Regions from separate parts of the Homo sapiens genome. Here region 1 is linked to region 2. The links are chromatin contacts, found by Hi-C in ENCODE. All regions are on one chromosome and are shown on one strand. Each heading gives the region's core, a stretch centred on a gene start or an enhancer-like site at or near the end of the contact. The rest is flanking DNA. Distances are from core to core; before and after follow the strand shown.

The links. A loop is a pair of places that touch in the nucleus more often than their neighbours do. Pooled maps may share reads with other maps.
Region 1: a loop to region 2 is called in a pooled map, with 2.1 times the contacts of the local background. The contact joins two enhancer-like sites. A Hi-C loop is called at or near these places in 4 of 37 single-sample maps with no recorded cell type and 4 of 50 pooled maps.

Annotation. Positions count from the first base shown.
Region 1 is chr18:56,320,326-56,323,025 of GRCh38, reverse strand. No RefSeq gene overlaps it. Among named protein-coding and RNA genes, the nearest start is that of LINC03069, 130 kb to the right of the region's middle. Within about 2 kb of position 1,350, at least 3 of the 41 ENCODE cell types and tissues checked have a DNase peak (open chromatin) inside an H3K27ac peak, as active enhancers do.
Region 2 is chr18:56,123,026-56,125,798 of GRCh38, reverse strand. All of the region lies in intron 3 of LINC03069 (long intergenic non-protein coding RNA 3069), which reads left to right. The region is part of intron 1 of LINC01539 (long intergenic non-protein coding RNA 1539); the gene reads left to right. Among named protein-coding and RNA genes, the nearest start is that of LINC01539, 13 kb to the left of the region's middle. Within about 2 kb of position 1,443, at least 2 of the 41 ENCODE cell types and tissues checked have a DNase peak (open chromatin) inside an H3K27ac peak, as active enhancers do.

The sequences.
Region 1 (2,700 bases), core at 101-2,600, 200 kb before region 2:
CATTTTTTATTTTAAACTTTAAGCTTCACATTTCAAAGTTTTATCAAACTATCCCCCCTCCCCATAATTTAAAGCATTGTTTTCCAAGGGAAATTTAATAATAAGAGCTGCCATGTGTTTCTGCTTAATTTTGGAAGCCTGTGTTATGCAGTCAAAGATTCTCATTTGAAAATAATTCCTGTCCTTGTTCTTAAAGTACCAGGGAATAAGATTTAAAAAATATGTTGCAGCTCTCAAGTTTATGTTTTGCCTAAAGCCAGGCCGCAATGGGAGATCAAAGTTTAGAGTGCGGTTCTAAAGTTAGAACTACTGCCTTGCAACGTGCTCACAAATGGGGAGCAGGGCCCGGCAGCTGCCTGCCCAGGTCCTCCAGTAATTAGCTCTGGTGCAGGCGGAGGCCCCTGCCCCTCCCCTGGGTAGGTCCTAGGCCTCAGGGCCTCTGTCGCCTGGGAAGCAATCCCTACAAAGACAAGGCAGGCGTGGTATTTTTAGACCACATGTGTGCACTGTACAGGCCTCCTGTGTTCCACAATTTGCGTTTGAGAGGAGTGGGAATCGAACACACTGCTGTGTTTGCTGTCTGCTGGGCCTGTTGTTAGTGGGGGCTATTTGTCAACATGACAGACTCATCTAATAATGTTTGAGGATGGGCAAACTGGGGCATGTTTGTTAGTCTCAAGTTGTCTCTTGTCTCTCTTTAAAAAGGAATGTGTGTGTGTGTTTGTGTGTGTGTGTGTGTGTGTGTGTGTGTATTTTTTTTCTTAAGCCCCAAAGCCCTCCTCCCTTATCAAATCCCTAACATGGCTATTTCACACCTCAGTAGAACTGATTGTAGACTGTCATTTCTTTTTTTAAAATTTATATTTTTGCAGAGATGGGGTCTCGCTATGTTGCCCAGGCTGGCCTCAAACTCCTGGCCTCAAGCGAGCCTCCGCTTTGGCCTCCCAAAATGCTAGGATTACAGGAGTGAGCCCCCGCTGCTTACTGTCATTGCAGCGGCACAGCTCATGAAGGTTGTCTTCATCTCTCTATTTTCACCCTCCTGGAAGTTCTGCTTGCCTATGGTCAGCCGGGCTGAAGGACTCAATTGTAAATTCAAATGTTAGAGTTCAGAAGTCATAGATGTCTAAGTAAGTGGATCTTTATGGAAAAGGTTCCCAGCCCTGCACCACCAAAAATGAACTTGACCCACAACTACACTTTGGCCTAGCCTGAAAATAACACTGAACTTTGGAAAGTTGGCAAATGATGACGGGAAGCCCGAGCCTTTTCCCCTTGGGTGTGATCTGATGGAATCCCACTGACAGCCACGTGCTACAGTGCGTTCCCCGAACTAGTGCCATCGAGGCTTCCTGTTGACTGCTGGTCCCCTGGCAGCTGTTCAAGGAGAAGCATCTGAAACAGCTGTCTATTTTCAGCCTGCCATCTCTTCTCAATTTCAGATAGAGGGTTTTTACACAGAGCCCTGATTTTACAGTGGCTTCTAACTTTGCAGTCCTTGATACACTTTCTTCTGCAGTCGATAACAGGAAAAACAGGTGAACTGCTAAGTTTCGCTCAAGCTGTCCACTTAGCTATTTTTACCCTTGGTAAGCTGAATCAGCTCTCTGTATTCCTTTCCTAGAAGAGAGAAGATCAGTTCCTTTTGAACAAGAGGCAATAGGAGATGCATTCTCCATAGACGTTTTACCACTTCACCCTTGAAGCTTTTGTGCAGTGATTCAGGAGAAACAGACTCCTTTCTGAAAGTGTTCAGAGTTGCAGAACCCCACAGGACAGTCCCACATCTCTCCAGCGGAAATAACCCTGTTAGCCAAAGCCTCTCTCCTGGTGCTGGAAGCCAGGCCTAAACTCCAGTCCCAGATGAGAAATGGCACATTATTTTAATTCCTCTCTGCCTCTTCAAATGCCAGCCCTAAAAGCTGCTCTAGGTAGAGTCCTTTGAGTTGATGGTGAAAAGGGTTAAGATATTCAGGGCTGTTGGTATGGGTTGAATGTATTTTGCATGTGAGGACATGAATTTGGGGGTAGTCAGAGGCCTGAGTGTTATGGGCTGAAGCGTGCTCCTTTCAAATTCATATGTTGAAGTCCAAACTCCCAGCACCTCGGAATATGGCTGTATTTGGAGATAGGGTCTTTAAAGAGGTAATTAAGTTAGAAAAAGATCAGCAGGGTAGGCTGTAATCCAGTATAACTGGTGCCCTTATAAGGAGAGAAGATTAGGATGCAGATGCACACAAACAGAAGACCAGTTGAAGACACAGGGAGAAGACAACCCTCTACAAGCCAAGGAGAGAGGTCTCAGAAGATCCTATCCCTACTGACACCTTAATTTCAGACTTCCAGCCTCCAGAACAATGAGAAAATAAATGTCTGTGTTTAAGCCACTCAGTCTTTGGCACTTTGTTATGGCAGCTCTTGCAGGCTAACACAGATTGTGGTTTGGTACGAGTGTGGTACAAAGCCACATCAGAGAGAGCTATTAGATATCCTCACTCTAAAATATACCTGGATGGGTGTTGGTAGAAGACTGGGACTAGAACCTATTTCATTTGTTATATTTTGTAAACCTACTTGTTTTGGGGAGTCATTTAAAAAAAAAGGAAAAGAGATTGTTGCACCCTAAGGACATGAACTTGTGCAGTTTTTATTGTGGGGGGAAAAAACATGACACTACCAAACTGGCAATTTCTCACAATA
Region 2 (2,773 bases), core at 194-2,693:
TGACCCTCCTCATCCATGTGCCCTATGTCCCAGCTATTGCATAAGTCTTGGTGTGCACTCATCAAGCCATAGCCTTCCATCCCATGGAGTTTTTGCAGAGGTGAACCCTCTGCGTGAAATTCTCTCTCCTCATTTTCTTCCTCCATCACACAGTCCAAATTTAGCCCCTCTTTTATACCTGACCCCACTGAGCTGGCTCTCTGATACCTCCCATCCCACCCACAAACTAGGCCACCTACACCCATTATAGTCACAGCTCAGCAATCAGTTCAGAGAATTCACCCCTTCTACCTTCTATCCACAGCTTTAAACCTGTATGCTCCTATCTGGCTTCAGTTTCAGGGCCTGGTATCTCAATTCTTTCTCTGGGACTTCTAGATGGAAAATTCCTGTGAGCAGCCTGTTGGCTTTCGATCTGGCTTCTCCCCAAAGCAAAAGTAGCCTTTCAGATCATCCCTCTTTGTAACAGATACTACAACTCCAGGAGGGCATCGGTGTACCTTTGTGTGAATTAGAAAATGTTGCCCAGCTTCATCTATGTCCCTGCAAAGGACATGATCTCATTACTTTTTATGGCTGCATAGTATCCCATGGTATACATGTACATTTTCTTTAACTAGAAGCCATTATCCGCAGCAAACTAATGCAGGAACAGAAAACCAAATACCACATGTTCTCACTTATAAGTGGAAGCTGAACAATGAGAACACATGGACACAAGGAGGGGAACAACACTTACTGGGGCCTATTGGGGGAGAGCAGGGGTGGGAGAGCATTAGGGAAAAGAGCTGATGCATGTTGGGCTTAATACCTAAGTGACAGGTTGATAGGTGTAGCAGACCACCATGGCACATGTTTACTTATGTAAAAAACCTGCACATCCTGCACATGTACCCCAAAACTTAATTTTTAAAAAGTTGCCCAGAAGGGAGAGCCAACTTAGAAACCCTAGGGCTGCATGGTTCCATGGCCTTTTCTTCAGGTGGACAGCCCTTCCTGCCAGGGCACATGGTTAACGGAGTGGAGCATGGAATGAATCTCAGAAAACCCCCATGTGCCCCCCTTCCCCTCTACGAGGCCCAGGTACCTGTGTGTACCATGCAGACTTCACATCCCTGGGTAAGGGCTCAAAGTCTCAGGTTCCTGGGGCAACTCTTCAGCTCACAATGAAAAGCAGCAAATACAAAGTCTTCCCTCATTCTTCCAAGTGAAATCTGAGTCTTTCCTTTGAACTTAACTAATGAATGTTCTTCCATTAGACATGCTATTTCACATTATGAATTTGTGCGTGCATGTCTGACTCCCAGGGTTATGAGACTTGAGTCATCTGCATATTTCTAAAGCCTTTCATCTACCTATTACTCCTCCAAAAATTCTCTTAAATGAATCAGCCTATGAATATACAGCAGAAAGTTTTAATGAGTCCCCTGGTTCTCTTGATTAGCTCCATTACCGACAATGGTCAACAGAACTACAATTGTGCTAAAGTATTTTTGTTCATCAGGCACATGTTAGGTCAGGAGCATCTGGACAGACCTTTTTGAGGGTAGAAGCTGGAGTCAAGTCTAGACAGGATATCCAGCTGATTGTTTGGTCAGATTTTTGCCAAAAAGGGAGAATGTCTCTTAACTGGCAAGTTAATTAGAAGTAAATCTTTATGCAAGATTAGGGTATAGTTCTTAGAGGAGGACTTAGAGACCACTGGGTTAAATTTTCTTCCTCTTCCTGTGACTTATTATATGTTTCTAATTTTCTTTAAAACTATGGGCCTATAACATCAGAGAAGTTGCTCACTCAGAGCCAAGCATTGAACAAGAGAGGTGTCCAAATCTGCAACTGTTGTGTGCCTCAGTAGCAAGGTTCAGGATTTGCTGCAATGTATGTCTGTGTAAAAATATTACTTCCTTTGAGATGAAGTTCTATTGATAACTTCTCTAGGCTTTACCAATCAAGAAAAAAGGGAAAATCAGTCTTACCATTTGCCTACACAAGGTGCATTCATGGCACATTTGTATCTAATCTGTCTAAACATTTCTCTTGGGTGACAGATAGACTTGTGTGTTTGAATCATGGAGGTCATTATGTGTTCACAGAGCTCTTGCCTCTGGTTCAATCCTCCTGAACTCCCAGTTTTTCCATCACAGTTTTTAAAACAGTTAAACTTGAAGAAAATGCAAATTTCATGGAATATTTTTACTTGTAACCCTCACATCTTTATTCCTGAAAATGGTAAATAAAGAAGGGATAAAAACCAAACAAGAATAAACAGTAACTTCTATAGAAAAGTGTTCATTTAAAATGAAAGTAAACTGCTTCTTAATGTTTCTCAATGGCTAAAACAGTGTCTGGCACGTAGTAAGAAATACAACATATGTATATGAAAGAATGACTCTGATAGGTAGCAATTGAACAGTATTGAACCATGATTATCTAATAATGTGAGCCAATAGCCACCCTTAGAAAAATAGCCTATCAAAATTAAACTATCCCTTTTAGGTCTTATGATGATTATGAATCAGCAAACCCCTATGTCACCTTGACAGTATGAGTCTTTTGGCTCCTGGGTTCAAGAGATTTCAAGTACAGATTAGTCTGCTGATGAAGTCCTAGGCTTCTTATTGGTGAAATTATACAGAAGGAGAAATCACAATAATGATAATGAAAGCTATCCTTGATCTCCTATCATGCACCTGTGACTGTTTAACTCTGAGATACAGGTTTGAATATTCACTTTTATAGGTGAGACTAATTCAGGGAGTTAGGGGCAGAATCT